2 separate regions of the Homo sapiens genome follow, and region 2 is linked to region 1. A link is an interaction called in ENCODE POLR2A ChIA-PET data of the cell type or tissue named here. Cell type or tissue: PC-9. All regions are shown on one strand. Each heading gives the region's core, and the rest is flanking DNA. Links, peaks and the distances in the headings are about the cores only.

Evidence for each region. Peaks named below come from ENCODE experiments on the same cell type or tissue, not always from the same donor. Only the 100,000 strongest peaks of a DNase experiment are listed, where the experiment ranks them.
Region 2: POLR2A ChIA-PET joins it to region 1 with 6 read pairs; 1 of 35 experiments calls an interaction of 5 or more read pairs at or near these places.

The regions. Positions count from the first base shown.
Region 1 is chr2:113,152,429-113,157,377 of GRCh38, forward strand. No RefSeq gene overlaps it. Among named protein-coding and RNA genes, the nearest start is that of PSD4, 19 kb to the right of the region's middle. RefSeq lists a silencer at 4,634-4,949. In PC-9, for the core only: no CTCF peak of the experiment used is centred there; no DNase peak of the experiment used is centred there.
Region 2 is chr2:112,782,259-112,787,207 of GRCh38, forward strand. IL1A (interleukin 1 alpha) reads right to left here and starts at 2,235. Exons shown (of 7, transcript NM_000575.5): 1 at 2,185-2,235; 2 at 1,466-1,520; 3 at 458-506. The coding sequence starts at 1,512. In PC-9, for the core only: no CTCF peak of the experiment used is centred there; a DNase peak (open chromatin) is centred at 2,223; H3K4me3 peaks cover 1,057 bases; H3K27ac peaks cover 1,766 bases.

The DNA of each region.
Region 1 (4,949 bases), core at 1,508-4,007:
TTTGCTTGTATTAAAGCCTACTTTGTCTAAAATTCATATTATATAGTATATTTTCCCTATACTTTTACTTTCAACTAGTCTGGGTTTTTATATTTAACGTGTGTCTTGTAAACACAGTATAGTTGGGTCTTGTTTTCTTAGCCTATTTGACAGGTCTATCTTTTATTTAGGGTATTTAGTGTAATTATTGATACATTTTCTATCTTGCTATTTGTTTTATGTGTCCTCCCTCTTCTTAATTTTTTCTTACTTCCCTGACCTCTCTTGGGTAAGCTATTTTTCAGTGATAATTTTTATATCTTCTACTGGATTTTAGTCTGAATTAATATTATAAAATATCATACACAACATAAAAATCTTACAATGTACTTCCATTTTTCTTCCCCTTCTGTGCTTTGTGCTTTTCTTGTTATACATCTTGCTTCTATAAATGCCACAAATCTCCCAAAATCTTACTATTTTTGCTTTAGTCAATGAACTTTTAAATAACTTAATACAAACGTGAAAAAGTATTTTATATTTATCCATATATTTATCATTCCCACTGCTCTTCATTGCTTCACTGTAGATTATAATTTTTATTTAATATCATTCCCTTTATCTTGAATAATTTATTTACTTTTCATATAATACTGTCGGATTTTATTTATTTGAAGATGTCTTACTTCCTATTTACAAATTTTTTAGGGGATAAAGTCACTGTAAGTTGCTAGCTTTTTTCCTTTTAGCACTTTAAAGATGATATTCCATTCTGGCTCGGCCTGGTGGCTTACGCCTGTAATCCCAGCACTTTGGGAGGCCGAGGCCGGGGGATCACTTGAGGCCAGGAGTCCGAGAGCAGCCTAACAGCATGGCGAAACCCTGTCTCTATCAAAAATATGAAAATTAGCCAGGCATGGTGGCGTGCACCTGTAATCGTAGCTACTTGGGAGGCTGAGGCAAGGTAATCACTTGAACCTGGGAGGCAGAGGTTGTAGTGAGCCGAGCTTGCACCACTGCACTCCAGCCTGGGAGACAGAGCAAGACTCCATCTCAAACAAACAAACAAACAAAACAACATTTTGTCCTCTGGCCTACATGGTTTCTGATGAAAAATTATCCGTCATTCCTGTATGCAATGTACATTTTTTTATTTGGTTGCTTTTAAGAGTTTTATCTTTATCTCTGTTAAGTCAGTAACTGTGAAAGGGTCTGAGTTTTTATTCTGCTTGCAAGCTAACTAGATAACCCATCACAATTTCATAGATTCTAATAGAAGATGGTGGAAGACAATTTATTACTCACAGCAGCAGTAATACACAGACTCCTTGAGCCCCACTTTTTTTTTTCTTTTTTTTTTGAGACAGAGTCTCGCTGTGTCGCCCAGGCTGGAGTGCAAAGGCGCGATCTCGGCTCAATGCAAGCTCCACTTCCCGGGTTCAAACAATTCTCCTGCCTCAGCCTCCAGAGTAGCTGGGATTACAGGCGCCCGCCACCACGCCCGGCCTTGAGCCCCACTTTCTACAGGGACTTGTGATGAGCTCCATATGTTACCTGAACACATAGTGAAGCACATTACGAAAAGGGACCCTGGTCGGGCGCGGCGGCTCACGCCTGTCATCCCAGCACTTTGGGAGGCCGAGGCGGGCGGATCACGAGGTCAGGAGATTGAGACCATCCTGGCTAACACGGTGAAACCCCGTCTCTACTAAAAATACAAAAAATTAGCCAGGCATGGTGGCGTGCACCTGTAATCGTAGCTACTTGGGAGGCTGAGGCAAGGGAATCACTTGAACCTGGGAGGCAGAGGTTGCAGTGAGCCGAGATGGTGCCACTGCACTCCAGCCTGGGTGACAGAGCGAGACTCCGTCTTAAAAAAAAAAAAAAAAAAAAGGGACCCTAATATTAGGAGGCCCTGAACTTACACAGGGGCTGTTGGCAAACCTGCCCAGGCTTCCCCCTGGAGGGCAAAAGTTGGGATGTCTCTTCATTCTGGGGTAATAAAGATACAGATATCGCCTTCATTGATGTGGATTTATTTATATTCCTTTTGGCACTTTATTTAAAAAATGGTTATATTTCTGCTGAAATGCCTGGTTTCTTTACCCGTTATATCTATATTTTGCTGAAAGTGTTTTTTAACCATATTTATCATAGTTTTTCTTTTTAATTCCTTGTCTTTTGATCCCAATATCTTGGTCACCTGTGGGTCTATTTCGATTGATTTTTTTCTCTTGACTATGGCTCACATTTTCCTGCTTTTTTGAATGTCTAATAATTTTTTGTCATATGATGAACATTGTGAATGATACATTGTAGATGCTCTGCATTCTATTTTCCTTTGAAGAGTGTCAAGTTTTGTTCTAACAGTAAGTTAAATTATTGAAAACTCACCTTGGTTTTGTGGAGATTTGGTTTTGTGCTTTGTTTGGATGAATTTCTTTTGGTTTTGTCCCTAATTCTAGGGTATATCCCTTAATGCTGGGATGCAGTCTTTCCTGCTAAGGGGTGGTCATTCTAGGGTTTCAGTGGAAAGCACAATAGAACCAAGTCCCTCTCAGATGGTGGAACTTTCCCAGAGACGGTAACTAACTGCTCAGATCTCTGCTCACTATTGATCTCCTTCAGGTTATCTAGATTCTTCCTCCTTGCATTGTTCATTCAGGAATCTGCCAAGAGTTTAAAGGAGTTTGCATGTAGTTGTTGGGCTTCTGTTCTTTGTGGCTCCCTCCTTCAGGATTTCCCCCCTCAAAGACATCCCACTCAGCCTCCCAAGTTTACAATTTACAAGTGTACCTCACACTACTGCTTATATTCCCTGCTAGCTGCAAGCTCTTGGAGTTTTCAGTTCATTGTTTTAACCAGTGCTTGGCATATATACAGTAGGTGAATACTGAAGTGAATATTTGTAGAGTGAAGAAATGAACTAATAAGTTATAGGATTATTAAACCTAGCATCAGATCCCCATCTAAAAAGATTAAGCAGTAGTGTTGCACATTGATTTAGAGCAAGGGTCCCCAATCCCCTGTTCATGGCCTGTTAGGACCATGTTGGGGGTGGGGGATTGAGAGCAAAGCTTCATCTGCATTTACAGGCACTCCCCATTGCTTGTATTACCACCTGAGCTCCACCTCCTGTCAGATCAGCTGCGGCATTAGATTCTCATGGGAGTGCAAACACTATCGTGAACTGTGTGTGCGAAGGATCTATGTTGTGCATTCCTTATGAGAATCTAGTGCTTGATGATGTGTCGCCGTCTCCTATCACCCCTAGATGGGATTGTCTAGTTTCAGGAAAACAAGCTTAGTGCTCCCACTGATTCTACATTATGGTGAGTTATAAAATCATTTCATTATATATTACAATGTAATAATAACAGAAATAAAGTGCACACAATAAATGTAAGGTGCTTGAATCATCCTGAAACACCATCCACTCCCACCTCCCCTATCTGTGGAAGAATTGCCTTCCACAGAAACCAGTCCCTCCCTGGTGCCAAAAAGGTTGCAGACTGCTGATTTAGAGCATGGTCTTTGGGTCTTGCCTGATTGCCTGTCCGTGCGTCCTTGATCAGGTTACTCAGCCTCTCTGTGCCTCAGTTTCCTCATGAGGTGTAAAGCTTCCTAACTCATAGGGTTGCCGTGAGGATTAAATGTTTTAGGACAGCTTATTGCCTAGCACTCAATAAATATTAGGTGTTATCATGGTTGTTGCTGCTTGTAGAGAGCCTGGTCAGCTTCATTTTAGCAGCATCAAATCAAGAAATGGACCTCTCTAGGTTGCCAATTCCTAGGGGAGCTAAAATGTTCACTAGATATTGTGAATAAATGTGAACTTTCAAGAGCCAATTCTTCAAGATGGATCCTGAGTGGCTAACTCGGCCTAAATCTGTTTTATTTTATTTTATTTTTCCGTTTTTACATGTCAAATAACTGGACTGTATTGGTCTAAATTCAAAATAGAGCCAAGTGGTCACTTGCTGACTAAAGGTCACATATGCTGAGCTCTCTGGAAACCAGCACCTTCTTGTTTCTGGGATTTTCAGAGCTCACCTGAACCAACCAATCAGAGCTCACCTGCCTTGGCCAATCAGGGCTCAGCTGTATCACCCAGTCAGGACTCAGATGTATTGATCGATCAGAAGTTGGCCTTGTAAAGCAATCAGAACTAAGCAAATTTCAAACCTTCATTTGCACAGGAAACCTGTGTGGGACCATTTGCTATGAAACCCGAGCCTTCCCTTTGTTCTTTGGAAGGGCACCTTTGTTTTACAATAAAGGTTGTGCCTCTCCAGTTTACAAACTGCTTACTGGAAGATTCCTTCTGGAGAACTTTTATTCACAATATACAGGAAATATGGAATCATTTAACTCAAAATGTCATTATACGGTGCCTTACATAGTTACAGAAATAGAAACCAGATAGTGCCATCAAGGGTGATATTGAAAAATAATAGCGTCTCGCCAATGACAACCTGTTCTGAGCTTATGTTTGCTAAAATAGATTGAGTGTAAAATCACAGCTATTTGCTTCTGTGCCACCAATCCCCAAACCAACTAGTGAATGTTCACCGTAAGCCAACAGTTACAGACAGGTGAAATTTGGAAATCAAATAATGCAACTTTTTCTTGTGCCCAGTGAATGGTAAATGAACAAGGGGTTTGTAGGGACTCCAGACAGTCCCTGTCAAGGCTCACGCGTATCTGGGGCGGGCCTCAGTTTCCGGTTCAGGTACTGGAAAAATAACCGGAGGGCTTTGCAGAGCCTGCGGCCCGGTAGCGCACAGGCCAGACGACGGCGCCGTGCGGGGCGCGCAGGAGGTACCCGGCCTGCCCGGCGGCCCAGCCCGGCGCCACAGCGGTCAGACCAGTCCCACAGCTTCGCCCCCGCCACCCCCAACCCCGGCCCGGCCTCAGCCCGCCCCTCCCCGCCCTGCGCCGCCGCCCGCCCGCCTGCGCTCCCGGAAACC
Region 2 (4,949 bases), core at 771-3,270, 370 kb before region 1:
CACAATAACACAGATTGATGAGTGGCTGTAGACTTCTCACTTTCAACTGGCTTGCTTCCTCTCTCTCAGCTTCATGTTTGGAGACTTTCTCTAACCTCTGATGCTGGTGTCAGAGAAGACAACCACAACACATCACGTTAGGAGACAGACACCTGGTGAAGCGGCCTGCGGGGCCTTTCTCAGGATGGCATAACTAACATCCTGATGAAGCCTGCCCCAGGAGACTCCAGTTCTCAGGGATTTGGGATGGTTCTGCTCTGTTCTGGGAGAAGCCAATGCACATCAACTATTAGTTTAGAGAGGCAGCTGGTCTCACTTATAATGAAAGACAGGTCTCTGGACCTCTAGTGAGGGTAAAACAAAAGTATTGAAGATTCAAGTCATTGCTGTTCTCTTTGGATGAAGAAACCACTGTGTAAGAATAGCAGTCCCATGAGAATTACAGTCATTTGCTTACCTGATTCAGAGACAGATGATCAATGGAGGAACTGTCTTCTTCATTTTCACTGTCAAAATAAGATGATGAGAATGTAATTGTTGTTATTTCAGTGTGGTCTCTGGCCAATGTACTTTAATGACCATGATAGTTGTGGGTCACACACATACACATGGCCATTACTGTCATCTTTGAAATTTAAGGACTTCTACACATACACATAGGTAGAGTAATTCATATCTTACTAATCTGGAATTAGTAGTCATCAAGACAGGCTTTGAGCTTTACCTGTGCTTTATCTGTAAAAATTGGACTTGGCTAACAAATTGAAGAGCTTTAATTGAAGTTCAGGGAAGAATGTTAAGCTCCTTTAGAGAAAAGAAAGGTTTTGAAGCACTTCCTTTTTATTTTAACCAAATAGATTATATGTTACACATTACTTTCATGTATTCACTAAAACAGATTTCATAATTTATACTTAGTAAAATATCCAGGCAAAATTTTGACAGCCTAGTTTGTGTTAGTATTTACTACAGATAATGGAAACATCATGTTAGTTTAATATGTTCCGTAATTTTATCTTTGTGTTCATTTACCTTTCTTCTACATCTGAGTGAGATTTGCCTGCATATGTGAGTTCACATGCCCAGCTTGCTGTGGAGCCATTTCCTGTTCCTGAATGAGATCAAGTTTTCCTGAGAATGGACCAGTAAAACCCATTCTTATATCAGGGCATGTGATCTCAACAGAGGCTGTGTCTAAGTTGATGCTGATATTCATGTAGGGCTCAGCAGACCTCAAAAATAATTTTTCTAAAATGGCGGTCTCCCTGCCAATGTAATCTCAGTTTAACATGCTGAATGCTTAGTTTTTCTGGGTCTTCTCTGAACCTGCTCTGACTTCAGGACTAGTACACATCTCTACAACCTCTGCCGGCCTGCCCCCATGCTGGCCACTGTTATGCCTAGCTGGATTCTGGTGAGCCTTGAAACCCTCATTAAATCACAAGAGATAAATCTTATTCCTTACCTGTAACAGTTCTTCAGGTCTTCAAACATGTCTGGAACTTTGGCCATCTTGACTTCTGCAACAGAGAACACCAGCCACCATCAGCTCAGCCAGCCTCTAATCCAGATATCTGTGAGGGGAGCCCCTCCTCTTTGTGCTTCCTGAAAACTTTGTTGAATGACTTAGTCCACATTCAGCATTTTCTCCATCTTCTAGCTCCTTTGAATTAGTTTGCTATGTACCTGTCTCCTTTATTAGATCGTAAACTTCTTTTAGAATGTTTTATTTATGTTGGTATTCCTTATGTGCCCAACCTAATGTATTGCCAGAACAGGCATTCAATCAATGAAAGTTTGAAGAGGTTACAAAAACACCACAAGAATAAGGTATTTGCCTTACACAGAGGTAAGAGAGAGACAGAGTTGGAAATTTTCAATTTTCTCCTAATAATTTTGGATAGTAGAGATTCCCTCCCATGAGAAGCCTCAGTTGTATTCACCCATGCCCTCATAGGAAACTAGTTCTGCTGTCCCTCAGTATAACGAATCAGTCCTTATCAGCAAAATGAGAGAATCATTTTCTGAAATCTGACTGTAATTCTAGGTCACATACCAAACCAGGGAGGGACAAGAAAAGAAAGGAGAGGCTGTAGCTTTAGAGAAGGCAATGTGAGAGAAAACAGCCAAAGAGAAAAACAACAACAGAAAATACTTTAATAGCCAGAGATGTGAGGACAATACCTTTGCTGACTCAAACGCCAATGAAATGACTCCCTCTCTGGCTGGCAGCTTAAGCCTGAGTCAGTCTTCTTCGCCTTTTGTAATTGTCTTAAGTAGGCGTGGCTACGTGGCTACAAGTGCGTCGTCAAAACGGGGAATTTACAGGGAAGAATTCAGTTTTGTATTTTTCTATGTTCATTCAACTCGATACTGGCTAAAATAGTGAAAGATGGCATAGCTGATATTATTGTTGTTTGCAGATATTCCAGAAGTTATTGATTTGGTTCATTTATTCACCCCTTTGCTTTATAAGATGACAAACATGTAGTCTTAGAAAAAGGGAAGCGCGGGAAACTTATCAAGTTTCTAGGAGGAAGGGAGAAATCGTGAAATCCGAAGTCAAGGGGCTAGATTTGGAGAGGAATTTATTAATAATAATAGTTCTAATAGTAGCTGTAGTTGTGTTCTGGCTGAATTTGTTGATTGTGCTCCAGGGTGAATTGGCAGAATACTTGGCAGCTCCTGGCAACTTTTGAGGGAAAATGAGCCATCTTTTCTGAAGAGGGAAGTTTGCTTGATTAAGGCATAAATCACCTCAGAGTTTGGGGTGACAAGCTCCTGGTTAGGGCAGGGTAGAGAAGAGAACAGTGGTATTTGAGCACAAAGAAGTCTTGATCCTCTTACTCTTCTGAATATTGTCAACACATTTCCTATAGAGGGGATGGAGCTTCAGGAGAGAACTCTCCACCCTGGCCCTGTTACAGTAAAGTAGCCCTCTACCAAGGACCAGAGAGAAGCCTGGTCTTCTGTAGGATATGCCCAAGGTGTGTCTTCTGTAGAAGAAGGTGTGTGCAAGCCCCGGGAGGTATGCGTAAGGCCTCAGCCAGAAGCCAGTGGCTAAGTTTGGGAATGGAGATTGGGAGAAAGGAAGGCATGGATTTTTACATATGAGCCTTCAATGGTGTTGCCTGGTTACTATTATTAAAGAATTTCTCAGCTTTTATAATTCCTGTGGCCAGCCTAGTTCAGGTGGTAGAACACCAGACTCTTAGCAAATGAATGTTTTGGGTTCCCAGTTGGAGTTTAAGCCATGTATATTTTAAATAGAGGAAATGAACTAGGTGTGATGGCATGCCCCTGTAGTCCCAGCTATTCAGGAGGCTGAGGCAGGACAATCACTTGAGGCCCAGAGTTTTAGTCCAGTGTGGGCAACATAGTGAAGCCCCCATCTCTAAAAAATAATAAACGCAAAAAAGCATGGATCTGGGAGGAAAGCAGCTTGTGTGAGTTGGATAAAGTATTCCCTCTGTTCCTGTTTAATTGTAAATAATGGGGTTGGTTAGGTGTCATAAGGTCTATTGCAGGTGCAAAATCTCTTATTCTGATTTAATGCCAGTCTAATTCTCCTGGTCATAGACCTGGTGCTATAATAGTTATAACAGGAGCCACAGAAATAACCACACTTGGATGTAAGCAATGTAAGTGTAGCACCAGACTAGGGTAGAAGCTTGGGTGTCTAAGGATGAATCCTGAAGCAACAGTGATGCCAGCCAACTGGCTACATTTCTGCTTACCTTGGTTCCTCTTTAGGCAACACAGAAATGTTAATCCTGATTAACCCTCTCCTCCTGAGAATCTTGTGAGGGCTATTGCTAAGGAACAATTGCAAAGCACATTGTGAATGTGAGCTGCTATGGAGATGCAACTAAACAAAAATAATGACAATGCTAATGATGGCTTCAGTCACTCAAGAACCTGTATAGTCATCATTATAATGCCTCAGTTCACCAAAGAAAATATAGTTCTTATGAAAATACTGGCTTGAAAGCTTCAACAGGGATAACATTTTCAGGTGAAGGCCACCATTGAAAGCCTGAAGATATTTAGCTTCTGGGAGCAATGCATACCATCTCTTTGGTAATCCAGGAAAAAAACCCTGGTTCCACCAACATAGGCAATACCTATCCTGGTCCCATCCTCACTCCTCTGTTGTAAATAATTCCCCAAAGGTGGTTGTTGAATTTTTCAAAGAGAACTTGGTTGAGAAACAGCTAACTTGGGTTAGAATATCACCCAACCTTTTCCTTCACATGATCTTCTTGTAAATTGATTTTTAAAGGAAAACTAGGGTGGGTGAGGTTCAGAGAGAGGTGGGTCCTTGCATTGTTTTGGGGAGCCCGCTTTTCTGGGACTGTGAACAACAGTCACCTCTTCTAGGGAAGGGACAGTGGAACGTACTGGGCAGGGCTCTACTGGGTAGATAGTGGAACATACTGGGCAGGCCTGTGGTGTGTGCGTTGGGAGCCATCCTGTGACAGGGACTTTGGGTGGCTTCAGGCACCCACCTCTCGACTCTGAGGAGGCCTCAGGAAACCCTTAATGAGTCACTGTCATCTAAATCATTTAGGAAAAAAAAATTATTGTGCACTTATCCTATGCCATGGGTTTTGCTAGGAATCAGCAGTTTTTCCCCATGATCCACAAAATCAGATATGCAAGGTGAGATGATCTATGTTGGTGGGTGACTGGATATGTTTTATAAGATTGGAGCTTGTGGGTCCAAAGAATCACTGTGATGCGTTTCATGTGACAATTGTTTTATAGTTTACCTGCACTATCTCACTGCCTCCTCACTGCACCTACAAGAATTAGCTGATACTATCCTCTTTCACAGCTGAGGACCCTTGAAGAGGTTAAGTGACCAACCCAAGATCACAAGACTGATGAAACCAGTGCTTGAACTCAAGCTTCTGATTCCGAGTCCAATCTTCTCTTTCCACTGCATA